2 separate regions of the Mus musculus genome follow, and region 1 is linked to region 2. A link is a loop called in an ENCODE intact Hi-C map of the cell type or tissue named here. Cell type or tissue: heart. All regions are shown on one strand. Links, peaks and the distances in the headings refer to the core of each region. The heading gives the core; the rest is flanking DNA.

What was found. Hi-C counts contacts between places; a loop is a spot of excess contacts. Peaks named below come from ENCODE experiments on the same cell type or tissue, not always from the same donor. Only the 100,000 strongest peaks of a DNase experiment are listed, where the experiment ranks them.
Region 1: a loop joins it to region 2, with 4 times the contacts of the local background. A loop is called at or near these places in 19 of 42 quality-filtered maps.

Annotation. Positions count from the first base shown.
Region 1 is chr7:58,577,391-58,593,230 of GRCm38, reverse strand. No RefSeq gene overlaps it. Among named protein-coding and RNA genes, the nearest start is that of Atp10a, 73 kb to the left of the region's middle. In heart, for the core only: a CTCF peak has its summit at 8,791 (motif pointing left); no DNase peak of the experiment used is centred there; H3K27ac peaks cover 439 bases.
Region 2 is chr7:58,737,632-58,753,471 of GRCm38, reverse strand. It overlaps Atp10a (ATPase, class V, type 10A), which reads right to left. Exons shown (of 21, transcript NM_009728.2): 2 at 13,076-13,280. Among named protein-coding and RNA genes, the nearest start is that of Gm39019, 15 kb to the right of the region's middle. In heart, for the core only: a CTCF peak has its summit at 9,329 (motif pointing right); no DNase peak of the experiment used is centred there.

The sequences.
Region 1 (15,840 bases), core at 6,803-10,802, 160 kb after region 2:
TTCTTTCTTCAGAGACTTGAAGTTTTTATCATACAGATCTTTTACTTCCTTAGTTAGAGTCACGCCGAGATATTTTATATTATTTGTGACTATTGAGAAGGGTGTTGTTTCCCTAATTTCTTTCTCAGCCTGTTTATTCTTTGTGTAGAGAAAGGCCATTGACTTGTTTGAGTTAATTTTATATCCAGCTACTTCACCAAAGCTGTTTATCAGGTTTAGGAGTTCTCTGGTGGAATTTTTAGGGTCACTTATATATACTATCATATCATCTGCAAAAAGTGATATTTTGACTTCCTCTTTTCCAATTTGTATCCCCTTGATCTCCTTTTGTTGTCGAATTGCTCTGGCTAATACTTCAAGTACTATGTTGAAAAGGTAGGGAGAAAGTGGGCAGCCTTGTCTAGTCCCTGATTTTAGTGGGATTGCTTCCAGCTTCTCTCCATTTACTTTGATGTTGGCTACTGGTTTGCTGTAGATTGCTTTTATTATGTTTAGGTATGGGCCTTGAATTCCTGATCTTTCCAAAACTTTTATCATGAATGGGTGTTGGATCTTGTCAAATGCTTTCTCTGCATCTAACGAGATGATCATGTGGTTTTTGTCTTTGACTTTGTTTATATAATGGATTACATTGATGGATTTTCGTATATTAAACCATCCCTGCATCCCTGGAATAAAACCTACTTGGTCAGGATGGATGATTTCTTTAATGTGTTCTTGGATTCGGTTAGCGAGAATTTTATTAAGGATTTTTGCATCGATATTCATAAGAGAAATTGGTCTGAAGTTCTCTATCTTTGTTGGATCTTTCTGTGGTTTAGGTATCAGAGTAATAGTGGCTTCATAAAATGAGTTGGGTAGAATACCTTCTACTTCTATCTTGTGAAATAGTTTGTGCAGAACTGGAATTAGATCTTCTTTGAAGGTCTGATAGAACTCTGCACTAAACCCATCTGGTCCTGGGCTTTTTTTGGTTGGGAGACTATTAATAACTGCTTCTATTTCTTTAGGGGATATGGGACTGTTTAGAAGGTCAACTTGATCCTGATTCAACTTTGGTACCTGGTATCTGTCCAGAAATTTGTCCATTTCGTCCAGGTTTTCCAGTTTTGTTGAGTATAAGCTTTTGTAGAAGGATCTGATGGTGTTTTGGATTTCTTCAGGATCTGTTGTTATGTCTCCCTTTTCATTTCTGATTTTGTTGATTAGGATTTTGTCCCTTTGCCCTCTAGTGAGTCTAGCTAAGGGTTTATCTATCTTGTTGATTTTCTCAAAGAACCAACTCCTCGTTTGGTTAATTCTTTGAATAGTTCTTCTTGTTTCCACTTGGTTAATTTCACCCCTGAGTTTGATTATTTCCTGCCGTCTACTCCTCTTGGGTGAATTTGCTTCCTTTTTTTCTAGAGCTTTTAGATGTGTTGTCAAGCTGCTAGTATGTGCTCTCTCCCGTTTCTTCTTGGAGGTACTCAGAGCTATGAGTTTCCCTCTTAGAAATGCTTTCATTGTGTCCCAAAGGTTTGGGTACGTTGTGGCTTCATTTTCATTAAACTCTAAAAAGTCTTTAATTTCTTTCTTTATTCCTTCCTTGACCAAGGTATCATTGAGAAGAGTGTTGTTCAGTTTCCACGTGAATGTTGGCTTTCCATTCTTAATGTTGTTATTGAAGATCAGTCTTAGGCCATGGTGGTCTGATAGGATACATGGGACAATTTCAATATTTTTGTATCTGTTGAGGCTTATTTTGTGACCAATTATATGGTCAATTTTGGAGCAGGTCCCGTGAGGTGCTGAGAAGAAGGTATATCCTTTTGTTTTAGGATTAAATATTCTGTAGATATCTGTCAGGTCCATTTGTTTCATAACTTCTGTTAGTTTCACTGTGTCCCTGTTTAGTTTCTGTTTCCACGATCTGTCCATTGATGAAAGTGGTGTGTTGAGGTCTCCCACTATTATTGTGTGAGGTGCAATGTGTGCTTTGAGCTTTACTAAAGTGTCTTTAATGAATGTGGCTGCCCTTGCATTTGGAGCGTAGATATTCAGAATTGAGAGTTCCTCTTGGAGGATTTTACCTTTGATGAGTATGAAGTGTCCCTCCTTGTCTTTTTTGATAACTTTGGGTTGGAAGTCGATTTTATCCGATATTAGAATGGCTACTCCAGCCTGTTTCTTCAGACCATTTGCTTGGAAAATTGTTTTCCAGCCTTTCACTCTGAGGTAGTGTCTGTCTTTTTCCCTGAGATGGGTTTCCTGTAAGCAGCAGAATGTTGGGTCCTGTTTGTGTAGCCAGTCTGTTAGTCTATGTCTTTTTATTGGGGAATTGAGTCCATTGATATTAAGAGATATTAAGGAAAGGTAATTGTTGCTTCCTGTTATTTTTGTTGTTAAAGTTGGCATTCTGTTCTTGTGGTTGTCTTCTTTTAGGTTTGTTGAGGGATTATCTTCTTGTTTTTTCTAGGGCGTGGTTCCCGTCCTTGTATTGGTTTTTTTCTGTTATTATCCTTTGAAGGGCTGGATTCGTGGAGAGATAATGGGTGAATTTAGTTTTGTCGTGGAATACTTTGGTTTCTCCATCTATGGTAATTGAGAGTTTGGCTGGGTATAGTAGCCTGGGCTGGCATTTGTGTTCTCTTAGTGTCTGTATAACATCTGTCCAGGCTCTTCTGGCTTTCATAGTCTCTGGTGAAAAATCTGGTGTAATTCTGATAGGCTTGCCTTTATATGTTACTTGACCTTTTTCCCTTACTGCTTTTAGTATTCTATCTTTATTTAGTGCATTTGGTGTTCTGATTATTATGTGTCGGGAGGAATTTCTTTTCTGGTCCAGTCTATTTGGAGTTCTGTAGGCTTCTTGTATGTTCATGGGCATCTCTTTCTTTAGATTTGGGAAGTTTTCTTCAATAATTTTGTTGAAGATGTTTGCTGGTCCTTTGAGTTGAAAATCTTCATTCTCATCCACTCCTATTATCCGTAGGTTTGGTCTTCTCATTGTGTCCTGGATTTCCTGGATGTTTTGAGTTAGGATCTTTTTGCATTTTCCATTTTCTTTGATTGTTGTGCCGATGTTCTCTATGGAGTCTTCTGCACCTGAGATTCTCTCTTCCATCTCTTGTATTCTGTTGCTGATGCTGGCATCTATGGTTCCAGATTTCTTTCCTAGGGTTTCTATCTCCAGCGTCGCCTCACTTTGGGTTTTCTTTATTGTGTCTACTTCCCTTTTTAGGTCTAGTATGGTTTTGTTCATTTCCATCACCTGTTTGGATGTGTTTTCCTGTTTTTCTATAAGGACTTCTACCTGTTTGGTTGTGTTTTCCTGTTTTTCTTTAAGGACTTGTAACTCTTTAGCAGTGTTTTCCTGTTTTTCTTTAAGGACTTGTAACTCTTTAGCAGTGTTCTCCTGTATTTCTTTAAGTGAGTTATTGAATTCCTTCTTTATGTCCTCTACCATCATCATGAGATATGCTTTTAAATCCAGGTCTACCTTTTCAGGTGTGTTAGGGTGTCCTGGATTGGGCGAAGTGGGCGTTCTGGGTTCTGATGATGGTGAGTGGTCCTGGCTTCTGTTAGTAGGATTCTTACGTTTACCTTTCGCCATCTGGCAATCTCTGGAGTTAGTTGTTATAGTTGTCTTTGTTAAAAGATTGTTCCTCTGTTGATTTTGTTACCCTCTATCAGCAGGCGTGGGAGACAAGCTCTCTTCTCTGAGTTTCAGTGGTCAGAGCAGTCTCTGTAGGCAAGCTCTCCTCTCTCAGGGAAGGTGTACAGTTATCTGGTGTTTGGACCTCCTCCTGGCTGAAGGTGAAGGCCCAAAACAGGATCTTTCCCAGAAGCTGTGTTGCTTTGGCCAGGAAGGTGGCCAGTTGTCTGGAGTCGAAGATGTTGCCGCCTCAGAAGCTCTGTGGCTCTTGCCGGGAAGGTGGCTGGTTGTCTGGAGCTGAAGATGGTGCCGCCCCAGAATCTCTGTGACTCTCTCGCCCGTCCCAGAAACGGCTGGCACTCTGTATTCCACACGGTCACCCGTGCAGCCTGCCCTCCGCGGAGTCCCGGAGCCAAGAAGGCTCCCGCCGGCGCCTGTGCCACAAACCTCTCAGGCCAGGCAGACCCCCGTGCTCTCACCAGGAAGGTGGCCGGCTGTCTGGAGCTGAAGATGGCGCCGCCCAGAAGCTCTGCGACTCTCTCGCCCGTCCCAGAAACGGCTGGCACTCTGTATTCCACACGGTCACCCGTGCAGCCTGCCCTCCGCGGAGTCCCGGAGCCAAGAAGGCTCCCGCCGGCGCCTGTGCCACAAACCTCTCAGGCCAGGCAGACCCCCGTGCTCTCACCAGGAAGGTGGCCGGCTGTCTGGAGCTGAAGATGGCGCCGCCCAGAAGCTCTGCGACTCTCTCGCCCGTCCCAGAAACGGCTGGCACTCTGTATTCCACACGGTCACCCGTGCAGCCTGCCCTCCGCGGAGTCCCGGAGCCAAGAAGGCTCCCGCCGGCGCCTGTGCCACAAACCTCTCAGGCCAGGCAGACCCCCGTGCTCTCACCAGGAAGGTGGCCGGCTGTCTCTCTTGTTAATATATTAATGGTCACTTTCTTTATAGGTTGCAGGCGCTAAACTAAAACATCCCTGAGTTCTGGTGGATATTGAACATGATCAGCAGAAGCAGGCAGGTTCACACAGAAAGAAGCTCAGGCAAACTCTACTACTGACCCCTGGTTCTTAGTACCCATCTGTTTCCACTTCCCTTTTTCACTATCTGACCCTCTTCTTGATTGACTCCTCTGTCATGTCTGCTACCTGATTGTCATAAGTTATAACAGAAGGCGCCCTGACTCGCCTGACCTGTTCCTTGGCCTGTTACTCCTCTGTGTTCCTCAGTTGAAGGTGACACGCCACCTGAAACTTTTCTATCTCAGAAACTATGATCCTAGAGCATCATAGCATATACCCATATTTCTTTCCAAGAGACGCCTTCAGATAATTTGTGACAGATTATGGTCATCTTTCTGTTAGGTTCTTTCTTAAAACAGCTATATCTTACGTTTCTTTTGGGCTTTCAATGTTGTGTTTGAAGTGGATCAAATGGTAGATTTCTGTTTTGCTGAACAAAAGGAAGGTGTGATCTACAAATCCTACAAAACTGCTTCGGAAGATCACCCCCTCTGGATTTTATTTTATTTTTTTTCTGCAGCTGACCCTGAGTGGGTATACTGAGGTCATAAACCCATCAGAGGTGATGAAAGTGTGATGCAATGCACAAGAAATGTGAATCGATGCTATAGCCAAGGCCTCCACTGCCTTTGCCATCAGCCTCTGAGCTGATGCTTGAGAAAACATCAACAGCATCAGAAGAAACAGAGGTCAGAAACTTGGCAGCACCCGTGTTTCAGGCCTCACCAAATCCACCATAAAGGAACACTGTTTACTGTATCTTAGTTGATCTTTCTTCTTGGCTGATGAGAGCATGCAGAAATCTTGTCTGATGGTACCATATGTTCATTCTGTACAGTGGATATAGGACTTAACTTTTGGAGGAGATCCTTGGATCATCCGGCTAGACTCAGGAATATGCAAATTATGGTAGCCGTATTGGTGATCACCTAAACCTCTCTAAAGCCTTCCAATAAAATATATGGCTGTGGTGGGACAAAGGTAAGGAAACAAAAAAAGACACTGGGGGAGACTATGGGAGGGCTAGGGTCACAGCTGGTTGAGGAGGAGGAGGAGGAAGAAGGGAAGGTACTACAACAGACTGTTCAGAGATGCCATTATGCTAATGAATTTTAAGATAAAAATAAAACTTGTTCACTTGGTTAGTCCTAAGGTAAGTTTTCTAGTCTTTATCACATTCATTTCTATTTTTTTATTTCCTTCCTTCTGTCAGCTTAGCTAGTTGGTTTTCTTCTTCCTTCTCTCTCCTCCTCTTCTTCCTCCTCCTTCTCTCCTCCTCCTCTCTTTATTCCGTGAGGTATAAAGTTAGGTTATGAGCCTTAGATTGTTTTTAACTTAGTATTTCTTGCTTTTAATATCTCTCTCATGACTGCTTTGCTGAGCCTGTAGGGTTTGGTACAATTTTATTTTTATCTGATTCAAGATTTTTTTCTAAATGTTGTCTTGATTTTTTCTTTTTGGCCTAGTGGTTTTTCAAAGGTTAGTTATTCATGTCTTAGGAATTGTTTCATTTTCTTTTGGCATTAAATTATAGACTCATTCATTGTAGTATAGAAGGAATTTGATATAATTGATATGTTATTTGATATAATATAGGATCTGATGACTTATTTTTCAGTCATTTATTCTTCCTTGAAGACTACTGCAAACACTTGGGAGGAATGGACATTCTGCTCCTAGGTGGAACGTTTTAGATAGGCCTGTTAGAGCCATTAGGTTTATAACATGAATTAAGTCTGTAATTATTGACTTTCTGTCTGGTTGTTCTGTCTGTTGTTGAAAACCTGGCACTAAAGCCTATTATTATTGGTATTAGGTTATCAACATCTTCAGATCTATCCATGGTACCTTATACTTTCAGGTGCTTTGACATCTAGTATGTGTATAATTAGTTATTTTGTTGAAATGACTTTTCCAAGATAAACTCTTCTTTATTTTAAGGGTTTTGATTTTGAGTCTGCCTTGTCTAAGTGTGGCCACCTCTATTCTGTCACTGTCGCCACATGTTTGGAATCTTTTTCCATTTCTTTTCTTTCATCCTCTGTGCATCCTAAGATCTAAGTGTGGACATCTGCCACTCTTTACTATATCCCTTCTGTATGGTGAACATTCACACAGGATAACAGAATGGTGGACAGTGCACACCACTTTGAAAGGACAAGCAGTCTCCAGTTCTGATTTGCAGAAAAAAATGTGGCATGCAGTTATGACTAATTCGAACCACTAACATTTTCTACACTTAAGCAAAATTTCACTCAGCGACAGAAAAAATATACAATTATTTTAAAAAATTTACAAATGAAACCTCTTTTGCCTTTTAGTTTATAATTTGTCTTTGACTTATAGAGGGGTGATATCTTCCTTTCTATCACTCATGCTAAACTTTCTCAGTTACCTTAGTGTCTCGGGGCAGAGAGAAAAGTGCACGAAGAAGGGATCTCCTCCCATGTCTGCAGTGACTCGGGACCTCTGCAAGCATGTGATCTAAACCATCCCCCAGGGGCTCCACTCACCTTGGTGATGTCATTTCATGTCACTAGAAAGTAAAAGCTTTGCACTGTGAATGCAGTTTTCTCTTGGGAACCTAGAGAAGGGCTTATCTATGCAATATATTAGATGTTTTGAGAAGATTAAATATTAGCCTAACCTTCAAAGGATAAAAATAGCTTTCCTTGAACATTCTTGGAGTGTTTCAGGGTTCTGGAGAATTTCAGTTCTTAAAATAACACTTGCCTTGCCCATTTGATCACAGTGGTGCCTGCATGCTGTGGAGAATGGAAGGGAGGAGAAGGAGCCCCCAGAGTTGCCTTTTTGTCTCTACTCTCCTGAAGGGTGTGGCTGTGCTTTTCCCACAGGGACTGCCAAACTGAAACATACTTTGCTCCACCCCCAGAGGAAAGTACTCAAGCTCTGTTATAGAACACTCTTGTTTCTTGGTCTGAAAGAGGGAACTGTCCTGTGTACAGCAGGGGATGTCACATACATGAAATCCAGATTGCTCACTCTCAAGCTGTGGCAAATCCTAGTGCTTGGACCATTGCCACCTAGCTCCTGGGCTTCTTGATCCTGCCTCTGGGCTGTCTTTGAGAATTTATAAGCCCTAAATTTCACATAACTGAGAAGTTCCCAAAACGATTGCTGTTACCTCTTCCTTTCACCCTTTGGCACAACATTAGGTAAGCGCTCCCATGTAGTTTAGTCTTTGGGACAGTAGTTCAAGTGTTCTGAGATTCTCTTTAAAGCCACTGCTAGTAGGACTAGGATTGCAGCTCACTGGTAAAACATATGTGCTTGGCATATACAAGACCCTGGGCTCAATCCCCAGAATCCACCAATAAAATGGCAAAGTCAATATTTCCCCTAGTCATTTCATAGTAATTGACACACTTGAGAAATCACAGGCACCAGTGCAGCCTGCCCCTTCATGGACATGCAGCTCAGATGCCTTCTCTGTGATGCTTGGGAGGTGATGTTCTCCTTGTACCTCTGCCCTCATCTATTTCTTGCAGTTCCTGCTCAACTGCTCCCCAGGTCTCAGTCTATGTACAAAGAAAGCTACCTGTAGGGAATGAAGCCAGCATTGTTATTTAACCAGGTAGAAGATGCCTCAACTCACTGCTTCATTTGGAAGAGGATAAAGTGGTACATGCATGACATGTGGTGCTATGTCATCACTGCACAAGGATGGCACACTTCCAGACAGCCTAGGGAATCTGTGGATCACAGTCCCCAGTACCTATACCCCAGGCTCTAGACCCTAAGATCATCTTCCTATGGGGGAATATGTTCTTCAGATGCAGTACCTCTGTCAAGCTCATTGTTAACTCTTCTCTACAAAACTGCTTCTCTCCAGAACAATTTCAATTTGAGTCTTTCTTTCAAATCCTCTTGATGCACCCTGCTGCATTCCTGGTACCTGTGCTACCTTAAGATGGAGGCTAATTCACCACCTTCCTCCAAGCCTGGAGAAGACCCAAGAGGATCCTGACTTCAGGTGAAAACCTCTGAAGAAGCAGCACATGACTCAGAAGCATCTTGCTAATGCTTAATACAGGATGATAGGTTAAAGTGAACCGGTATTTTTCCTTCGCCCCTCCCCAAGGCAAAAAGTGTAGAGGCAAGGCATGCACTGTAGACAATGGCACCATCTAGTGGTGAGCAGCCCACACCACTGATGACAGAACCCTCTGTGAGGAAAAGTCAAGCAATTAAAGTGGCTTGATCTGCTGCAACCCTATAGGTGGAACAACATTATGAACTAACCAGTACCCCCGGAGCTCTTGTCTTTAGCTGCATATGTATCAAAAGATGGCCTAGTCGGCCATCACTGCAAAGAGAGGCCCATTGGACATGCAAACTTTATATGCCCCAGTACAGGGGAACACCAGGGCCAAAAAGTGGGTAGGGGAGTGGGGGGGAGTGTATGGGGGACTTTTGGGATAGCATTGGAAATGTAAATGAGGAAAATACCTAATATATATATATATATATATATATATATATATATATATATATATATATATATATATAAAGTGGCTTGATCTGACATTGACTTGCGTTTCATCTGGATCCTTCTCGTAGGCCTTAAATAAAAGTGCGACTTTTTCTTTTAAATAAAAAACATTTAGTTCTATTTTACTATGTTCTCTGAGAAGTGTCACACTAAAAGAGGAAAGCATGCTTTTCTAAGCTAAAACTGTCCTTTTGAAGCTACTGCTAAGATGGCAGCAGGGCCAACACACTGTTCCTGACTGTCTTGGCAAAATTCTTGTAACAAATACCTCCTGCCTCTGAAGCAAGGTCTTGTTGTATAGCTCAGGCTGGCTTGGAATTTGTTTTGTGCCTAGGCCGACTTGGTTTTGAAATTCTCCTGCTTCAGCTTCTTGAGTGTTATGCCTCACCATACCTAGCTTGTAAATTTGTATTGGTAGAAAGGTATATGAGGAGTGAGCATGTACTGTCTAAATCTAATAGTTTGCCATCAAATACTTGGGCCATTATAGAAGGAGGCGGTTGGGGTGGACCAATTGGAGTTCTTACAATCCCAGGGAACCATAGGCATGAGAAACAACACACTGGCTTTCCAGCCTGAGAGTCATATGGAGGGGGAAGAGAGCCTCAGAGAAGCAGTCCGAATACTTACAGTGCACTCAGCCTACAAGCATTTCCTCATCCCTTGGACTCCCGCCTCTGACCTGCAAGGATTCTGATGTGGATGTAGAAACAAATTAAATTTCACATAGAATATCTAGTAGAGTAGACCTGATTTCTTCATTTGCTCATTTTGCTACAGACGCTGGTTGTGCACAGCCTAGGATGGCCTCATGCTCACAAGCCTCTTAACTGCTGAGATTATAGGTGTGCACCCCTACCTTCTGTTGGAATTATATTTATTTCTAACAGCAGCACACCTTCTGCTGAAGGAGTCTTCTCTGGGTCAGCATTTACAGTGGATTTAGAAGAGGTAGGAGAGTTCTGTGTTAGCTCTGGAAGTTCTGGAAGAGGCCAGACTGTTGTTACAGCTCCTAAAGAACGCCGCTGGCATTCTGAATGTATGTTCACATGCCTTCCGGCAACATTTCCCTTGATAACTTGTGACTTTTCCATGAACAGTTTTGTTATCATAAAAATAAACTTAACTTGACACCATCCAAAAAGAATAATGCAATGTTCTGTGCTACAGTAAGAAGCTGTCTGCAGACTGTGTCTTATTCTCTGTTCTAAGAGAGCCTTCATCAAGATACATTTGGAGTGTGTGTTTGTGTGTGTGTGTAACTAATAGTGATATGGAGGAACCAGCATATAGAAATTTAAAAATAAATTGGACTGTTACACAGGGTTGATCTTTATTCATTAATGCCCAAACTCTATCTCTTGAGTCCCCTTTGTTTTCTATAATAATGTCAGAATCGGCATGTATGTATTTCATCTGATGAGTTTATTGAGCAATATATTTTAGTGGCAAACACTGAGTTTTACAGAGATTGAGAATATTTTGTCAAGTTTTCCTGGGGATTAAGAACATTTAGCAATGAAATTATAAAGCCTTTATCTATTAAAGAGTTTTAATTTCCCAAGAGGCCTTGGTCTCGTCCTTCATTTTTCTTAAGGCCATAAAGTTCTGTTTGAAACGGCTTCTATATAGATAGGCAAGTCAGATGGTGCATGAAGCCTACAGCCACTCAGTCCTCACAGCCAGTGACATTCACCAGAGGCACCAGTGCCCAGTCCAAGAGGGCCTTCTTGCCAGCACAGCAGTGTTGTCATTAGCAAACATTTCTTATGTAAGATTCCTCAGGTGTCCACGAATCTCCAGTTTAATAAAATATATAATATCACAAAGCATCATTAAGTTAATACTGTTTTTCCTCTTGTTTTTATGTGTGATTTTAAATTAAAGATATTAAAAAAACAACCCAGGTGGTATTCAATGGATAGACCACTCTCCAAATATTTGTAGGGTCCTAGTTTTCACCTCTGGAGTATACATGTGAATGGGCATGTGTTCTAAGACTCATGTACATGTACACATATATTAATACACATGTCTACTCACACACATGCCCACTCATACACACACACATATACACTCACACACATATACATGTATGCTCATTCACACATGTATACATACATGTATATTCACATACCCATGCACACTTAAACACATTCTCATATACACACATCCTCTCTCTCTCTCTCTCTCTCTCTCTCTCTCTCTCTCTCTCTCACTCGCTCACACACACATACACACACTCACATATTCACACACAGGAATACTTGCACACATGCACAGGCACACACTCAGGAACATTCACACAGAGGCATACTCATACACATGCAAACATCCACACACACAGGATATATTCTTGCTGTAAAACCTGAAACACTTGTCTGATGTTCAAGCTTCTCCCTTTAAATTCCTGTTCTACCAATAACAAGACTTCTGAAATAGTTTCAATTGTTTTTCCTCCTGCACACCATAAAGACAGGCCACTGTGACAAGTGAATTGTTATATTCACCACATCTGATTCCTGTCAATGGAAAATAGAATAAAAAGTAGTGGTATTGTGGTACACCTGCATGATTTGAATGAAACAATATTGCCTGCCCCTCCAAGCATTTGAAAGACAACAGCATATTTAGGATCTAGGTGTGCACTGGCTTCACTGGTGTTGTTGGATCACTCATAGTTCCCACAGCTTTCATTGCAAGGGTGTGTGTAGGGGGGGAGGTTGCGAAAGCTTGCCCTAGAGGGGTCTGAGTTGACTGGATCTGGGAGGGTCAGGTTTGCACTTGAATGACTGAAGAGATGTCCTCACCTGGCAGGGGCCTCAAAGGCAGGTAGAAGGAAGACCAGAGCCAGGCCATCTGTGGTTCTGCTGGGTTTTTGTTTTGTTTTGCTTTTTTTTTTTTTTCAGATGCCACTGAAGTATGTTACAGCCCCTGAATGATACTGGTGTTTGCAAGAAGCTTGTGTGTGTGTGTGTGTGTGTGTGTGTGTGTGTGTGTGTGTGTGTGTGTGTGTGTACATGAGTGTGTGCTAGGAATTATACTCAAGTCCTCTATCTGCTCTAGTTTTGGGGTGGGCGGGTATCCTGATAGACCAGGAGGAGGCTAGAAATGGAGAAGAAACTTGTTATTTAAGGAAAGAAATGGGTAGAATTCTCTAACTCTCCTGGCCCTTCTCTGGAGCCTCAAGGGTCTCATGTGAGCAATGGAACTAGGACTGGGACCCAGTCCTCCCTGTCTTGCTACCTGCAGAGAGGAGCCCTAGAAAACTCAGTCCAGGACATGACAGTTCCCTTCTGCAGCAGGCTATTTCAATATTCAGGATGTGTTTCCCCTACTTTGGATAGGTGCAGAGTGTGTGGGTATGGGACAGGGTCTGTGTGATACACTACTCTACTTCAAAATCCCAAGTCCCATTGTCGTATGTATTCCCAAACATTTTCTGTGCTCTCTTGTATGGATTTCCTTCTTGGGAGCATTAAGGATTCTGAGCATCCTTGGGTGTGACTGTTAGAACTAGAAGGTTCCTAATGTCCCTGTCCTATAAGAAGAGAATTTGTGTGTGTATGGTAGGGAGGGGCAGGGGTGGGGCCTGGAGGAGCTGCAAAGCTGTGGATTTGTCCCAGCTGTTATCAAAGTCTCCCAGGACCAATTTCCTTCTCAGCTCTCAGTATAGGGCACCCTAAGATCTGCTTTCTTCTCAGTTTTGGCATTACTATCTATTGATCATGCTTTTGCAGTATCTTTAGACAAAGTAAACAATAGGGGTCTAGTTTCTCATTTAAACCATGCACTGCACAAATGAGTGACATTCACCAGAAGAGAGTAGTTGAAGGTTTCCATTAAAAGCTGAGGTTATCATAGCTGCTACTGCACAGAACTGTTGAGGCTGAGAGACCCTCCTCTGGGAGTAGTGTGATAATATTCAAAGACAGAGTCTAATGGGCTTAGGCCTAGGTACTTCTCCCTTGCATAGGATGAAGGTTCTGAGATCAGGAGGTTCATATTGTGTCTAACTCACTCCCCTTTTGCCTCCCACCATGTGAGGATACTATCTCTCCAGGTCAGATGATGCAGCATTCAAAGGCCAATTTAGAAGCAGAGATTTGGGCTTCATTGAGACAATCAAACCTTTAGGACCCTAGATCTTATTTCCCAGACTCCAGAACATTGAGAAAACAGTGAAGGAGCAGAGAGAAAGGAGCAGCTCCATCCACAACACTTGAAGTGCAGAGGCCTGGTGGAAGTCAGGGATGGTGCAGCAGTGTCTTCAGGCCAGGCATGGCTGGCACATTATTAGAGTGCTCTGGTCTGTACGAAGAATCCCTTCTCACTTGGGGAATCCATGTGTGTGTCTGGCTTCAGGCCAGGACTGGTTAAACCCTTATACCTGGGAAGTGAAGTTTTGCTCCCAAGCTGTATCTCATCTCCTAAGAGGAACTTTTTGTTTAGTTTTATTTTTGTTTGTTTTTTTTTTTTGGCTTGTGTGTTTATTAGTCAGGATTCTCTGGAGGAACAGAATAGTTTACAGGGTATGGCTGAGCTAGTCTGATAATGGCTGTCTACCAACACAAAGTCCAAGAATCCAGTAGTTGCTCAGTTCATGAGGCTGGATGTCTTAGCTGGTTTCCAGTATACAACAGAGTATCAAACAAGTAGGCTCAAATCCCAGTGACAAAACGGAGAGCCATCAGGCAAAGACAGCAAGCTTCCTTCTTCCATGTCTTTTATATACGCTGCCAGCAAAGATGTCTTCCTACCTCAAAAGATCTGGATTAAATGTGGGCCTTCTTATCTCAAATGACTTAATTAAGAAAAAAATCCCAGCCAGGTTCTGGTGATACATGCCTTTAATGTCAGCACTCAGAGGCAGAGGCAGAGGCAGGTGAATCTCTGTGGATTAGAGGAAGTTCCAGGATAGCCAGGGTCACACAGAGAAACCTTGTCTTAACAAAACAAAGAAGCAAATAAACAAAACAAAAAAGAAAGAACAAACAAAAGAAAACAAAAACAAGAACAAAAAAGAAAAGAAAGGGAAAAAGATCCCTTACAAGCATTCCCAGTCACTTGGGTTTTAGTTAATTCTCATTGACAATCAGCCAGAAATTGGAAACAACTTAGGTATCTCTTAACTGAAGAATGAGCAAAGAAAATGTGGTACATCTACACAATGGAATACTATTTAGGTATTAATCTCACTCAGAAGAGGAAACAAAATAATCATCAATGGTGGATGCAGAGAGAGAGAGGGAACTGGGTGAGAGAGGGGGTGAGGAGGAGGATGGGAGTGGGTGGAGATCAGACATAGGGGTGGGAGAGAGCTAGCAGTAAGAAGTGAAATCGGTGGGGGACATCTCTGGGACTAGCTGGAGATCTGGGACAAGAGAAGCTCCAGGGAGTCTCTGAGGGTAACCATAGCTGAGAATCCTACCAGTAAGGAATATGGAGACTTAAGTGGCCACCTCCTACAGCCAGATGTGCCCTCCAGTGGAGGGAGGGAGACATCAACCCACCCATGAAACCTTCAACTCAAAATTTGTCTTGCATACAATATGTGTAGGGATAAAGCAGAGATTGAGGGAACAGCCAATCAGTAACTGTCCCAATTTGGGACACATGCCATGTGAAAGAGCCAACTTTTGATGCTATTAATCATGCTCTGGTATGCTTGCAAACAGGAACCTTGCATAAAGATCTCCTGAGAGGTTTCATCCAGCAGTGGATGAAAACAGATTCAGAGCCTAACAATCAAGCATGTGGTGCAGCTTGGTGAGTCTTGTAGAAAAATGTGGGATAGAATTGAGCAAGTCAGAGGGATAAGGACACCTCAAGATGACCTAAAGATTATACTAAACTGGGTCCATGGTGGGGGAATCACAGAGACCGAACCACCAACCAAAGAGCATGCAAGGACTGGACCTATGCCCCATATGCCCCCTATACATTTGTAGCAGATGTCCATCTTGGTCTTTTTGTTGGTCCCCTAACAATTGGGATGGGAGCTATCCCTGACTCTTGCCATTGGATCCCCTTCCTCTACCTGAACTGCCTTGTTGGGCCTCAGTGGGAGAGGAAGCTCTTAGTCACTAGATATCAAAGGGCAGGGTCGTACCCAAGGGGAACCCAGGGGAGGATTAGGGAGGCCCTGTGAGCCTGGCATAGACCATTATAGCTCTAGATGACAAGGCAGTTCACATCACTCTGCATGCAATATCCTGTTTTATTCAGGATACATATTATACTGGATTATATTTAATAAATATGGTTTTATTTTAATTAGCTTCTTTAAATAGTCTAGCTCCAAATAAAGGCCCTCTATGAGTTCCTGAGGGTTAGGACTTTAGCATACACATTTTAAGGAGACACACTTTGGTTAATAAAATGTTATTATGTATTTTGTTAAAATTTAACCTCAAATATATATATAATAGTCCTTCTCCATATTTGTGGTTTTACTTTCTAATAGTTCTGTTGCTTGAGGTCACTTTTGATCTAACACATATTAAAAAGGAAAATTCTAGGATAAGCACTTCATAAGCCTTAAGTTGCATAATAATCAGAGCATCGTGTGTGTGCTCTGATTATTATGTTAAATCGTGTGCTGTCTTCCTCTATCTCAGACCAGTTATGAGTTCTTGTTATGACCAGTGTGACCATGCTGTATGTGTCACCAG
Region 2 (15,840 bases), core at 7,055-11,054:
TACAAAACATCTCTGTGGTGTAAGTGTAGGCCAGGAGCTCAAGGCCTCTAGTTTTTTGATGTTTTGGTCTCAGCATTATAAGAAGGCTTTGGTCTGATTCCATTCTGCCTAACAACTCAGGTTTCTTACCTCAAGCAAAAAGAGTTTGGCCTTTGATTTTTGTTTTTTCAGTGTCTACTACAGGACTACCTTCTAAAGTGCTCAAGAATCTGAGAGAGGGAAGAAACCTTTTAGAGCTATATGTAGACATGGGCCACTTTAGCCTACTTCTAGATGCTCCTATCCTCCTCCCACTCTCCCCCCACACCAGCCCTGCTCTGTCAACTTCTCAGGCTAGCAAGAGAGACGAAAGGGGGGAATAAAATGCACAGCAGGGGCCATCGCTTTCTCCAAACCACAGCCACATCACCATAAAGTCTGAAGAGCCCCAATGCATACCATTGTTCAGTGTGGGCTCTCGTACACTATAGGTCTTTCTATAGCAGAGCAGCTACTTCTCATCCTACTCTGTCCAAATGACAGCTACATTTACCTTTCCTGAATATGTATTGTGCTGTGCACAGGTCATATGGAGCACCTCAACCATCCAATCCCCTTCAACCTCAAAAGGTCTCCTTATGGACCCCGTCCCATGTGTGTTAGGAAGGAAGCCCAGCTTCCACATCTGTCACGGAAGCAGACTCCTGGAGCTCAGGCTCCATTCATTATCCTGCAATCCTGGAGCTCACTCTGTGTGCTTAACTGCAAAGGGTCACAATGCCTCTGCCAAACCACTAGGAGAACAGCTAGGTTGGGGATCAGAGCTGTCACTTAGTGAGGCATCAAGTCACAATGCATCAACCAAAGAAAAGTATTTCAGAAATAATCTAGCAAGGGTTTTGTCAATATTCCAATTTAGTGCAGACTCCCTTTCAAACCAACGGCCCCTAAGTGAGCCCCATAGTGTAGTATTGTGTGTAAAGATATGTATATGCATAGACATTTTGCTCTTCCTGGATTCTCGGCACGCATAGGTTCTCCTTAGGCTGTTTTCTTTGTGCACGGTAATCAAATAACCTGCCATTTGCTCTGGTCTAGGGATCCATTCCTCTATTTCACCAGAGAGCTCAAAGTGTGTCTTTCTAGTGAAATTCTTGAGCCAGAGTTCCAAGGTCAGAGCTATTATTTAGGAATGACATCCTGGCAGCTGCTGCTGCAAAGCATGGACTGCAGAGACTGAGACTACACAGCGTAATGTAGCAGCTTGGGAAGGCAACGGAAGGAGCCAAGCTTTTGTGTTCAAACTGCAGGACAGGCCAGACACAGCGTGTGTGTGTGTGTATGAAATAACGCAGGTAGGAAGCAGAAGGCACATGAGGTAGACAGTCTCTGGAGCCTCAATGCTGGGCTTGCTGTGTGACTAAAAAGTGAGACCTCTCTAAACCTAGATCCTCGCTCGGAAGACAAAGAAGCAACCACACAGTGCTTCAAGCATGGACCCTTTAGAACCCAGGGAAATCTTAGGACATGACCTACCTCACAATAGTGGGTCAAAAGGTCTATTCTACTATTACTCTGTATTAGTCAGGTTTCTCTAGAGTCACAGAATTTATGGATAGTCTCTAAATAGTAAAGGAATTTATTGATGACTTACAGTTGGCAGCCCAATTCCCAACAATGGTTCAGTCGCAGCTGTGAATGGAAGTCTAGCAGATACTCAGTCTCACGCAGCAAGCAGGCGAAGGAGCAAGAGCAGGCTCATTGAGTCCTGCTACATGGACTCAATAAGCCTGCTGGGTCCTGGTGAGGATCACGTTCTGATTGCACTAGCAGTAGCTCGTGTGTACAGGTAAACAGTGGCCACCATTTCAGGGAACGTGTACCTGAACACACAGGGTCAGAGAGACTTCAGAGGCAGGACTGAGCTTGATCGGGAAGTGACTAGACCACTAATAAAACGCTGTCAGTCAAGACCCAGCCCAGGAGAGTGGAGAGAGGTCAGAACTAAACCTTTCCCAGTGCTCGTGCCACAGTTAACTGAGGACATTGGGTGGACAGTGCAATCAGAGGAAAATTGTTCCCTTTGCTTAAAACAGTGCTCATGCTTTCTGATGCAGTTATTTCACAGATGCAGTCTTAGAAATACAGGCTTATAATGCGGCAGAAAAGCAGGGGCCCAAGCCATAGATGTGCCCCACTCCTCCAGTCCAGCAGCACCCTGCCCACCTCCAACACAAGGTCAGGCTTCTAAACGGACTCTCAGCAGATCTGTGCTTGCTATTTTTTCATTAACTGTGGGAACAAAGCAAACCAAGGCCCGGCTCTTTTTGTAATGTAAAACAAACACCAACTTGGGAAACACAAGATATCTCTTCCAGTGGAAATTAGTCTTCCCTCAAGGAAATCCTATAATAAAAAGTATATTCTAGCCAGGGGTTGAAAGGTGTTCTTTCACTATTTCTACAGAAAAAAAAAAAAAAGAAAAAAAAAAAACAAAAAACTTGAGGAAAAAGATTCTTCTGTCTTGGCAACTAATAGCTTGACATTTAACACATCTCTAAAAACAAACAAACAAATAAATCCATGTAGCACAAGTTCTGAATATTGTTCCATCACAGATTCTGGCTCCTTATGATGCCCTGTCATTCCCAGATTTTAGTAATTAGCACATTAATACACAGACAGTCAGCTTTCTGGAAGAATGGAGCCATATATTACTGAGCCAAGGTTCTCTTCTACTATTGCTGATTTTTCCGGCCGGAAATTCATCAAGAAAAGGCACTTTCCACCTCTGGGAGCAGAGTGAGCTTGAATGAGCTCATGGAGATGACCAATGTGACTGACACTGCACATGGAGTAAAGTTCCCTCTGAAAATACACTGATGGTTGAATTGTGCCTCTTTCAAAGTCCTATGCAGAACTACCAAATATGACTGTATACATGGAACAAGCCTTTGAAGATGTGAGTTAAAATGGAGTGTTAGAGTAGGCCCTGACCCATTGTGACTGTCTCCTTATAAAGACAGGAGATGAGGTCACAGAGGAAAGAACCAGTGAAGACTAAAGAAATGGCTACCCACAAACTGAAGAGAGCAGCTCAGATGGAGCCAACCCTACCAAGCCCTAGCCAACCCTACCTTGACCCCTAACGTCCAGTCTCCAGGACTGAGAAAATAAATTCAGGTTTAAGTTCCAGAATGTGTAATTCTTGATTTTAGTAGTCTAAAATATGTGTGTAGGAGACCTCAGCTATGCTGCCCATAACTAGAGCTGTAAAAACCCTTAGATCTGGCAGCTGAAACACGTCAGCAGGTGTCTCTACTCCTAGCTCCTCCAGACCGAAAGTGAAAATGAGCAGAGATGACTGAGCAGTGCTGGGCCCTGCGGTCTAGAAGCTGGGATATGAGCCAAGAGTATCATTCATACCTTCATATGAGGCATCACTTTCTCTTGGCAAGACACAAGCTGCCTTTCTCCTCCATTCCGCTGGACATTTTCTGTTAAGACTTAACGGGTGAGTTTCTATGTTGCTTAGTCTATGTTGAAAGAGTTGGCAGCACTTAGGTTCCAGAGGACCAAAATGTACAATAGTCTTGAAGTCATTAGCACAAGAAAAGACTTCCTGAACAGAATTCCATTCGCATATGTACTCAGATCAACAGTTAATGTGTTAGTGAAACTAAAAAGCTACGTACACCAAAGGACACCACCATTCAAAGGTACAGGCTACACATTTTTTACCAACTCCACCTTCTACAGAGGATCAATATCCAAAATATATAAAGAACTCAAAAAAAAAAAAACCTGAACATCAAGAAAACAACCAAATTTAAAAATAGTGTATAGATCTAAACAGAAATCTCAAAAGGAGAAATTCAAATGACTGAGAAACCCTTAAAGAAATGGTTAACATCGTTGGTCATCAGGGAAGTGTAAATCAAAACACTTTTGAGATTTCATCTCACATCAGACAGAATGGCCAAGATCAATATAAGAAATAGCAAGTCATGCAGGCAGCAATGTAGAGTAAGGAGAGTATTCATCCAAACTTGTACAGCAACTAGGGAACTCAGGCTGGAGGTTCCTCTGGAAGCTGGGAAAGGGTTTACCTCAAGATCCAGCCATACTACTCTTGAGTATATACTCAAAGGAACTTTCATTCTGTTGCAAAAAACACTTGCTCAACCATGGTTTCCTTTTGGTTTTTGTTTTTTTTTTTTTTTTAACTTTTTGTTTTGTTTTGTTTTTTTGTGGCTCTCCTCATAATAGCTAGAAACTAGAAGAAAACTAGATGTCCATCAATAGATGAAAGGATAAAGAAAATGAGATACATTTACACAAGGGACTATTACACTCACTGTTTAAAAATGAAATCATGAAATTCATGGGTAAATACATGTTACTAGAAAAATCATCCTGAGTGAGCTAACCTAGACCCAGAAAGACAAATATAGTATGCATCCTCCTATATGTGGATGCTAGTTGTTAAGTCATTGATAAATTACAAACCATATAATCACTGAGGCTAGGTACAGAGTAAGGAGGTAGAGAGGAAGGCTGTATCTTCCTAGGAATAAGAATAGATAGTTAAGGATGGACTTGTAGATGGGGGAGTGAAATGGGAAGATCAAATGGGGGAAGGAGGAAAGAGAGAGCAAGAGAGGAAATACAGAGAGGGATGCTAAAACTAAGGGCCATGTGAGGGCTCATAGAGAATCCTAATATAGTAGAAGCTTCCTACTGTATATAAATATATAATGGAGATTTAAATGATATCACCAAATAATAGGCGGGAGAGAGTCCAACTGAACATGTCTCATTACCAAAGAAAGTTCCCAGTCTGGACTTGGCTACATCTAATTGAGTTGCTGGTTAATAGAGTCCCATGGGAATCTATGAGTAAGATCAGTGCCTTGCTCAGCCATCAGAGACGCTTTCTCCTTTAGCAAATGGGAATGAATACAGAAACCCAGAGCCAGAAAATATGCAGAGAATAAGAGACCTTGAAATCCTCCACAATAAATGGGATGCCTCCAACAAATCCCTCAACAACAAATCTCAAGGCTCATGGAACTTGGTGGAAGAGGAGGTGGAAAGTGTGTGAGCCAAAGTGAATGGAGAACAAGGAAATATGGCCTTCCAAGCACAGCACAAGAGATGCGCATAAAAACTCAGAGACTGCGGCAGCGTGCACAGGGCCTGCATGGGTCCGCACCAGGTGGGCTCCCAGAGCTGAAAAGAGAAATGTACACATTACTGACCCAAAATCTATCTCCAACTATTTGAAAAAAATTAGTTTTTCTCAAAGGGAGTCTCACTGAAGAAACAAAACACTCTTAAGGGCAGGCCCCATGCTCAGAAGTAGACAGCCAACAAAAATGAGTTCAGTGGCATTTGGGGAGGGTCTTTGTCTCATAATGTTGAGTCAGAGCATCTTTTTAAAAAATAAAATAAAATAACCAACAACAACAACAACAAAAAAACCTTTATAGGTCCTTTGCATATATAGTTTTGGCTTCCCACTTTATGTCTCCATGGGATTGCGTGTATGCAAACCTGTGCCTCTGCATCCTCTTGTGCTTTTTCTTTGGGTCTTTTTTCCCCCGTTTTGTGCTATCCCTACTGGTTTGCTTTGTTTTAGCTTATTGTATTTTGTTATTGTTCTTTATATGCTTGTTTGTTTTCTACCAAGGATCTGCGAGGGTCTGAGTCTGGGTGGGAGGAAAGATAGGGAGGAACTGGGAGACGTAGGCGGAAGTAAAGCCATAATCTGGATATATTGTATGAAATGTATTGTATTTTCAGTATAAGTAAAAAATTAAAATGTCAGTGCACACCTGGGAAAGGGTGCAGCACCCAGTGGGTGAAGGGAGTATAGCTGGCACTGCTAAAGGGTGAAGGTATCTTGCCACTTTATCAGAAAATGTCACAGTGTAGACTGTACGTATCCCCTAGATGTTACAGTGATGCCATTGGAACCTGATAGAATCTATAAGACATTGGGCCAGTTGGGAGAAGTCACTGGGGAACAATGGGACCACTGACCCCTTCCTCTCCCTCTTCTCTTTCTGGCCATGTGTGAGTGAGTTTGTTCAGTCTGTGCTCCTACTGCATCTACTCAACCAATAGCTCATGAACTGACTCCTCCTAAATGATAAATCAAATAAGCCTATTTGGTTATCTTAATCATGTGTTTCAGTGAAAGACAAGGAGCCCAGGCTAGCCTCAAATTCACTATGGGGCTGAGGATGAGCGAGAACTCCAGATTCTCTTTCCCACCCCCTCCACCAAAAGGGGGGGGGGGGCTTTGATTTCTGATGCTTTAACAGTCTTAGACTCTGACCCTGAAAAATCCCGTTCCAGCCTTTCTAAGGGAAATGACAACAGTCCACAGTACATAGGATCTCCTGAGCCAAGGAAAAAACACAGGCTTCAGAGTCTACTCTGGAGAATTTCCTGCTTGGTGGTCAAGGCTCCTCGTACTTGATAAAGGCCGGATGAGCAAACCAACCAACCATTTGATGTTTTGTCCAAAACAAACGTAGATGTGTAAGCCTTTGAAGTTGACCTAAGTTAGCCTTTCTCTCCACACAATGAAAAGCTTACTTTCAGCCCATGACAGGTGCCACTGATGAAAGTCAGTCACGCCAGGTAAACAAGAACTATTTGTTCTTTTAACTCGAAGACAAAGTTTAAATTCGACATTTTCACTTAGTTGAATCTTTGGAGTGGAAGTGGGAAGCATATTGAATTACTGGTTGTTGATCTCAGGGCTTCATACACCCTAAGTGTCCACTAGTGAAGGAGAGAGACAGAGACAGAGACGGAGACGGAGATGGAGAGACAGACAGAGATAGAGAGACAGAGACAGAGACAAAGACAAAGACACAGAGAGAATATCTTTAAAGGGCTCTGGGCCAATTCCAGACCTATGAACCTTTCCTCTGATATTTCCATGTAACTGACTTTGGAGCTTAGGGGAGGCCACTTCTCATCAGTCAGTGACACCCACATTTCTTGGCCTTTAGTAGGTGAGGAACAGTGGGGAGTAAGGCATTCTGACACATACACTTTAGTATGAGTGACTAAAAATTGCTTTACTGAATCTGACGGGCTAGAGAAGTTTAGATTTGTCCCAGTCTCAGATTAGTTAAGATTCTCAAGGGGCCCTTAAGTCACTCTGCAGCACATGAGTCATTCATTAGCATAAATAAAGTGGAAGGCTCTGAATTCATCTCACTATTGAATCCCAGATTGATCCTGTCAGATAGCACAATTCCATCCACACCTGCGTAGGTGACAGCTTTTCTTGAAGTCAATTTCATGCCTTGTAAGGTCTGCTTTGCATCCCCATCTCACAGCTTCCACCTCCTCTATCTACCTGTGGATGGGTGACACTCCAAGACACGCTCTCACCACAGTGAGAACTGAAACATAGCTTTTCTCTTGGAGGCCACATGCAAACTAAACAAACCATGTGGAGAAATGCAGAGGTACACCTGTAGACCTCAGAAACAATGGCTATAAGTAAAATGCAGTGAGCTGGTCCCAGCTATGTTCTATGGGCATGGAGAAGTTTCTGCCCATAGGACACTTTGCTCACAAAACAACTGAGAGACAGATGACAGCAGAAAGGGCCCCTTCAACAAAGAGCAGAGTGTTCTTAAGTCCACTCTGCAGTGGATGGAGAATCTGAGCACACTGACCTACAGCCTGCATCCGCAGGCGTGTCAACGACAAGACTGCAGGCCCTGTTCCTCAGATCATTATCTGAGAGACCCACTGTTTCTAGAACACGTTATCGGTGCAGAAAAGATTATTTACCATTCTGTAAATTTAAAAGTAATACAAGTCAGGTGTGCTAACACATGCCTGTAATTTCAGCATTTAATGAAGCTAACGCAGGAAGGTCACAAGCCTGAAGTTAACCTGAGCTACATAACCAGATCTCTTCTCTAATACTACAATACAAAAGTACTGCAAATATTTGTGCATACTTCTGTACACACATTCTTGTGTACAGACACACGTAAAAACATATACAATCACACCCACTTATAAACAGAAACTTATTATCAAGTGGGACAGCAGATCCACTTAAGAAAAACCATCAGAACACATAGCTTTAGTAAATCAACTGACAAAGAAACCACTCATAGAGGGCTCTTCTCCAACAGAGGCAGCCTCTGGACTGGCCTGCCCTCCTCTTCCCACCATCATCTGAAATTCCAACCCACCCCCACCCCCACCCCCAAGTTTCATGACTCTACTTCTGTTTTATTTCCACCTTCCACCCCATTCACTTCCTTACATAGATAATACGAATGCCAGAAGAAAATGCTTCTAGTTTTGATTAATGCACCTTTGATGCTTAACAGATGCTCTATAAATATTTGTTGAATTGTGTTAACATCTGCAAAGTTGTATATGACTTGTAATGCTTAGAGAATACCTTATTCTGCAGAGCTGTGCATACAACTATTACTGGTGAGCTAGAACTTCTTCCCTGGGCTTCAGTGGAATTGACACAGCTTCAGGCTAGGCCTGCAGGTCTGTGTGAATGGTTGGAAAACCCAGAGAAATCCTGAATGCTTCTGACCCCTCCCTGATGGTTCAGACAGTACCTGCTTGTTCCAGCTCCACCTGGACCAGCAGTTTTAAATATGGTAGGTAGAGTATCTGCATTTGCCTTATTTATTTCACACTGGTAACACAATGAGATGATCATTATTTCATAGAATTCATTGTTTTAGAGCATGAAAAATTTTAAAAATAGTGTTTACTGGATCTCAACGGCAAAGGCATTATAAGAGACCATAACAAATGTGATGCGCAAATAGGAATGTAATTTTTCACACTGGAATTCCTTTCTGAATTCTTGGATGCTATCATTAAATTCCAAGTTTTAAATGAAACATTTCTCTTTAAGTCAAAAACTCTTAAGTTTCCTTTGACAGAGCTTGATGATGGAGCCATCTGCCCAGTCTGGACCCTCACCCATATATTAGGTCTGAGTGGGGCATGACCATCACCTCCTACCCATTCTATAGCCCCTCGACCATGTTCAGTTTTATTCAGTCATCGTCACTGAACAAACACATTTCCACTTCAGGGTGTGTGTAGGTCTGTGTGACTGCCACAGAGAGCTAGTGTCTTAATATTCCTTCTAACATTCAGATTATGTTCAAGGTCCTCTTTCTAGAAACATCCTTGACTGCTGAAGATGGCTACTTTCTCCAGTATTAGGCCCTAACAGAAGCATCAGCGGGTAGACCTCTTTGTTAGTCTCTCAACAGATGAACACTTCATCTTACATGAATGACAGTGTAAGAGAGATGCTAAATTCTACATTGTCAGTAGAGGGCACTGGTGGGAGGTGGAGGAGTAAATGACTAAATCCAAGTTTCAGGAGTAGGGGAAGTGGAGAAAGACATTGTTTGGGCCACTTCAAGTCACTAGTCACTTTCTCCATGATTTATTTCAGGATAATAAAACTGAAAAACTTCTCTGAGCTAGGCTCAAAGGCTAGGGCTCCGTGGCACAAATGTCTAGAAAGCATCTGCCTGTCTTGATTATGGCTCACTGCAGCTGCCAGGGCTGTCCACCTCAAGAACACATAGTGTAGCCTCCCCAGTGGCCAGTGATCAGAGGGTCCCGTGGTATCCAAGCTTGGCAGCTCTCTATGATCCTCTGTGGTACATTTCCAGTGAGTTCCAAAATTACAGTTCCTCATTAGCCCTCCCCACCACCATAGGCTATGGAAGTGCCCTGAGTAGAGAAGGCTGTGTTTTGTCTTAGACCTGATGCTTGCAACAGCCACTCCTCTACCCATCAGCCTTATCCCAGATTACATTTGCTTCCTGTGTGGCACTGCAGTTTTCGCTTCAACAGCAGAATACCTGGCCAGTGAGACAGGCATCCTGTGCTCCATTACTACCACCACAAGAACACATAAAAGTCCTTGATAGACTTTCTCTGGTGCAATCATGTGTGACTTGTCTCCTGACTGGACTCTGATGACACACTCCTCCCCTGTGGAAATGGCAAGGTCATTGGTTATTAAAGAAATACAGACATAAAAATCCCTTCTAATTTAAGTTTTCCTGCAGTCTACTCCTTCCAATTTACTATCTATCAAATGGGTAAAATATTTCTGTGACTCTTATATAAATCAAGATTGGGTTCATTCTTCATCTTTCTATGGCTTAAAAACAAAAGAAACAAGCAAGCAAAAACAAACACTTAAATACAGAGAACTTGCATTGTAATGCTGCTATGAGACACTTGTCTTGTCAGTTGTTGGACATTTAGAACCAAAGACTTATGGCTTTTTACTTTCAATAAAGGAAATAAATACATAAATTTCAGAATTATAGTATGTCAATATTAATCATGAAAATGAAAAAAATACATCAATATGAAAACCAAAATGTGTATACATCTTGAAGAATTTTGCTGCTGTCCAAGAAACCATTAATAAGAAGTCAGAGTTCCCTAAATTGTTAGTGTGACCTAATTTGACTAGATTATGACTCAGTTCTATTTGCTTCCTCAAGTCTCCCTAGAGGGTGATAGAGAACAACCTTCTGTATTAGTTACTTTTCCTGCTGTGACAGGCACATGACAGACAGCAGCTTGAGGGTTTATCTCTGCCCTTCTACAGATACAGTCTACCATGGCAGTCATGGCCATCATGGCAGCAGATACATGAAGCAGCTTAGTCACACACACACGACATCCAGAGTCAGGAAGTGGAGCATGAGGGATGCTTGTGCTGGGCTTGCTGTCTCCTTTCTAGTCAGTCCAGAATCCCAGGCCAGGGATGGTATTACCCACAGCTAAGCTGGGTCTCTCACTTCAGTGAACCACATAATCCCTCACAGACATCTCAAAGATTTGTTTCCATGGAGATTCCCTAGCCCATCAAATTAAAAAGATTACCCATCATACCAACTTTGAATCTTAAGCATCCCACTTACATCTGACTTGTTTATAGGAAACATGATGAAGCTACAAAGTGTCACAGTTGCTGCTTGAGAAATAAGAGGGGTTTAGAAGAGTTCAGAAGTTGAAGAATAAAAGACATGAAATGATTAAGTTCTTTGGAGTTAGCTAAGGAGTCAGTCCGTGTCCATCCCTACCACCATGCTAAACATGGCCACTATACTCTTGGCTCTACATATCATCATCTTTCCCTCAATTTCAGATACTCACACGTGCTCACTTAGGTCTGCCTCATCCTCTACACACTGCACTACTTCTGTGCTGCTCGTTGTACCGGGCCCCACCTCTTCCTTCCTCCTGGTGAGACACTGAAAACTGGAAGGGGACTTGTGTCCTTTGCAACTGTCATTGCTGCACAGTGTTATCTCCCCACACATCATCTACTTGTCTCCTGAAGAGAAGGCAGGAGTTTCATGTTCTAGGACAGAGAAGCCAGGTAGGCCCAGGCTAATAGGCATAAGCCTGGCTTACTGCTAAGACTTAACACACTGCCCTGCACGTGGTCTCACACAACTACCATCAGAAAGCATAATTATCAGGCAAGGTCAGAAATTGCATGGAAGAGCCCCTAACAAACAGGTTTGGTAGACTTCCTGTCCCTGGATAAAAGTGTTCCACTTAAACAAATGAATGTGTACTTTTGTCTGGTATGTATATGTGTATGTATATGTAGGGGGTGTACATATATGTATATATGTAGTACTCTATATATGTTTATACATATACATTAAGTTTCTCATGGTTATTTTGTTTTCAATGATGTCTTCTTACATAGCCCATCTGCGCTTTGAGCTGTCCCTCTCCTGCCTCAGTTTCCATCAGCCCTGATTATAAACATGCACCATTACAATACAGTAATTTTGAAATTTTATGTCTATGGTTTCACAAAATATATTTGGTAGACAATCAAAGAGGTTTTTTGTTGTTTTTGTTTCTTAGTCTTAAGCGGGAAAATTGTGATGGAAACAGGAAAGAGCAGGACACCAAGGCAAAGACTTGTAATAAAGTGACATCCATGGAGGCAGCTGGCTCAAACACTCCTGCCACAGGTCTCAGCATTAATCTCTCTTTGAGGCCTTCTTCTCAGAGTGTGAAGTGGCATCTCTGCCAGCGATGGTGAATGAAATAAACTGCAAGATATTGCAAGAGTGGGAGGCAGGGCTCCTAGACCCTCAGCAATCCTGATCAAGGAATCACTTCATCCACAATGACTGCTCCACCTTCCTTCAGATCCATAAACTATCAAACAAGGCCAGTTGCTAAAACCAGGCCCCATGGACTATGCTTCTAAACCACATCTCCTAGGCAAGTGGGTAGGATGACGCCATGTGGCAGAAGGAATCTCCAATGACATCTTCTTTGAATGCAGTACTCACTTCCTTCGACTACTTTTCAAAGCGTCCTCAGTACATGCAATGGCCAGACCTGAAGGACTGACTCAGACAGGCAATGTGAGACAGAGTAGGTATGGTCAGGAGGAGGTTTCCTCACTTCCTTTTAGACAGTTCCGGTGTCTGGGGACTTGTGTCTCATGATTTCATTCAGTGTTAGCACTGGATGTCCCTGCATAGGCTTAGAAGGGGCAACCCTTATTAAGAACATGCATGGCAAAACCCCTTTGGGATTTTTTAGCTTGTTTGTGGGTAAAACCTCCCATTCCTATTCCCCACTCAACCCCATTCTTAGCTGTTGTTTAACACATCAGAGGCAGAGCTCAACTTTGGAAGCCCCGAGGCTGAACTGAACAGGTCCTTTGAAGAGATAATGTTCCCAACCTACGTAAGAACAGGTCGTGATTCTGCTATGCTGCCATTTGGTGACCTAGAACAAGGACTCAGTAAACGCTGACTGTTTCAGAATGTCCCCTCAGAATTCTTCAAAGACTAAATATCATTCTGAGAAACTCATTAAGTGTACACTGGAAATCACAGTCGGAAAAAGCCCAATCCACACAGGAACAGGTTAAGCATGGGCTTAGGCATGAAGAAGGGCTATCAGACTCTGAGTTACTAGGAAAATTGGTCCAGCCCAATAACAGAGGCTTTCAGACGAGACAGATGCCTGTGGTGCTCTGAGAATGCAGACCACTTACAAGCTCCGAGAAGCCACGGACCACTTGGCGCCGCTTCAGGTTGGTCTCTCCATCCAGGTTAGCAGTCTCGATGTGGCACAACCCGTCAGGGTCACTGGATGACAGCAGCAAAATGTCCGCAGGTATGATTTCATTGCAGCAAAGACGGACAAAGTCGCCCACTCGGATTTCTTTCCAGTATCGATTCACATACTTCTTTTCTTCCCTAGTGAGAGACTTCGATTAACATGGTTGACAAAATCCAACTATGCTGAATTTGGCCAATGAGTACTTGAGAGTCATTTAAATTTTTTCTACTTTTTTCACTATAAAAAGTTATTTAAAGAAAAAAAAAAAAAAACAAGATGAAAGCTATAACTGTGCATCACTGTTGGAATTGGCCAGAATAGACAGAACTATAGGGACTGATTGTGGAAAGCTACTGTGCTGGAAGGAGGGAGATGAAGAGTGACTGCTTAATGATCGAGGAGGGTGCTTTTGGGTTGACAAAATGTTCAGGAGCTAGAGACAATGATGTGGGAGTTCAACACTGTGGGTACCATATATGCCATGTGCTTCTTCACTTGAAAGTAGTCAAAATGACTATGCCCAGTCCTGTACCCCAAAGAAGAGAAAGCAAAGATTCCTACAGATCACCTGTGTTCATTGTGGTATGACAACAGCCAACATGTAGAATCAACCCATCCTCCCACTGATGAACAGGCAGACAAATACAGTGCACATACAGAGGAATATTACCCAAAGAAAGCTAGAATGCAGGTGAACCTTGAAGATGTTGTGCTAGTGAAGTAATGATTCTCAAAAGGACTATCTCATCCCTCCACTCATAAGGGACTTCAAGCAGGCATATGTACAGAGGACAAAAGAGTTACCAAAGACTGGGGGACCAAGGAGCTGAAGGGGTCTGCAACCCTATAAGTGGAACAACAATATGAACTAATCAGTATCCCCCAGAGCTCATGTCTCTAGCTGCATATGTGGCAGAAGATGGACTAGTCAGCCATCATTGGGAAGAGAGGCCCCTTGGTCTTGCAAACTTTATATGCCCCAGTACAGGGGGATGCCAGGGCCAAGAAGTGGGAGTGGGTGGGTAGGGGAGCAGGGTGGGGGGAGGGTATAGGGGACTTTTGGGATAGCATTTGAAATGTAAATGAAGAAAATATTTAATAAAGAAAAGACTGGGGGAGGACAAAAATATTTCTTCATTGATATAGTTGCTACCTGGTGATGGCAAAGTTATGAAAATAGTGATGATGGTTGCCCTGCACAGCTTCATTAATGCTACCAATGTATACATTTAAAATGGTCACAATGGCAGATTTTTGTCATATGCCATTTTTCTTTATTTCAAAATGTAACTTAACTGTACTGGCAATCTTTATGTTATGTTTATTTACAAGAACTAAAAAGAACATCATTTAAAAAACTTTAAACTAGAATTATATTGCACCTGTTTAACAAGACATTGGGTTGTCTTAGAGCTCTTGCGGGGGGGGGGGGGGGGGAGTGATCTCTGAGCAAAGCCACAATTCAGGATCTGGTCTGCAAAAATGGACATGAGGCCAGGTCCATTCTCCCCACTGAATCAAGAAGAAACCCATGACACCAACTACAGTTACCAACCTCTGTAGCCTTCAGAATGTGCTCACTATGTCATCCATATGACCACTGGGAAAAGCAAACTTCTAATCCAACACAAATGTCACTTTTAACTGTTTCTTGGATGTTTTGTATACAGTGTAAGGAGCTGGCTGTGAATATATCCAACTGTCTTAAATTCCACACTGGATTTGAGGAAATCCCCACGAACTTCAAGGGCTACAGGTGCCGCCTTCGGATTCTTGTGTTTCCCTTCCCTGTCTCTCTCCTCTCATCTGTCTCAGTCTGGGTCACGGTCTCTTGATACAGAGGCTTTGTTGCCCAAGCTGGCCTCAAACTTCTGGACTCAAATGACCCTACCGCAGAAACTAAAGTAGCTGGAACTGCAGGTACACACCACCACTCCTGGCTCTTCCTCCATTTTACACCTCTATTTTCTTATGTTTTACTACTTCAAGATCCACCAAACCAATGATGCACAAAGTGCAGCAATGGCCATTATAAAGTAAGATTTAAATGTAGCTTCTATCCTCGAATATAAACACAAAGAGAGACACAATCACTAGAGAGCATCCTGTGGGCTGTACCAATCAAGCCCATGTAGTTGATCATACACCCCATACAACAATACATGCTTCCATTTATGTCCAGTGTAATGATATATAGACTTACTATGTTTAGCCTAGGGAACTGTATGGCCCACTAATCACACTAAGATTCCCTGTGCCCGTCCCCACCCTACCCAGAAATGGGTAGCTATGAGACAGCACATAGAAGTGACACTCCATCACCCATCACTCCATCCTTTTTTGGTAAGAGAATTAATTGATCAGTGTCCCACCTTTTAGTCCCTTACAATGGGCATTAAATTTCCTTGTAATTTTTTGTGGGGTCTGTCTAATTACAGCCCAGACCTACCCAATGGGAAGAGGTGGACAAGAAAACTTTCTAAATGCAGAAGCCTTGTGTCTTAGTCAGGGTTTCTATTCCTGCACAAACATCATGACCAAGAAGCAAGTTGGGGAGGAAAGGGTTTATTCGGCTTACACTTCCATGCTACTGTTCATCACCAAAGGAAGTCAGGACTGGAACTCAAACAGGTCAGGGAGCAGGAGCTGATACAGAAGCCACGGAGGGATGTTCTTTACTGGCTTGCCTCTCCTGGC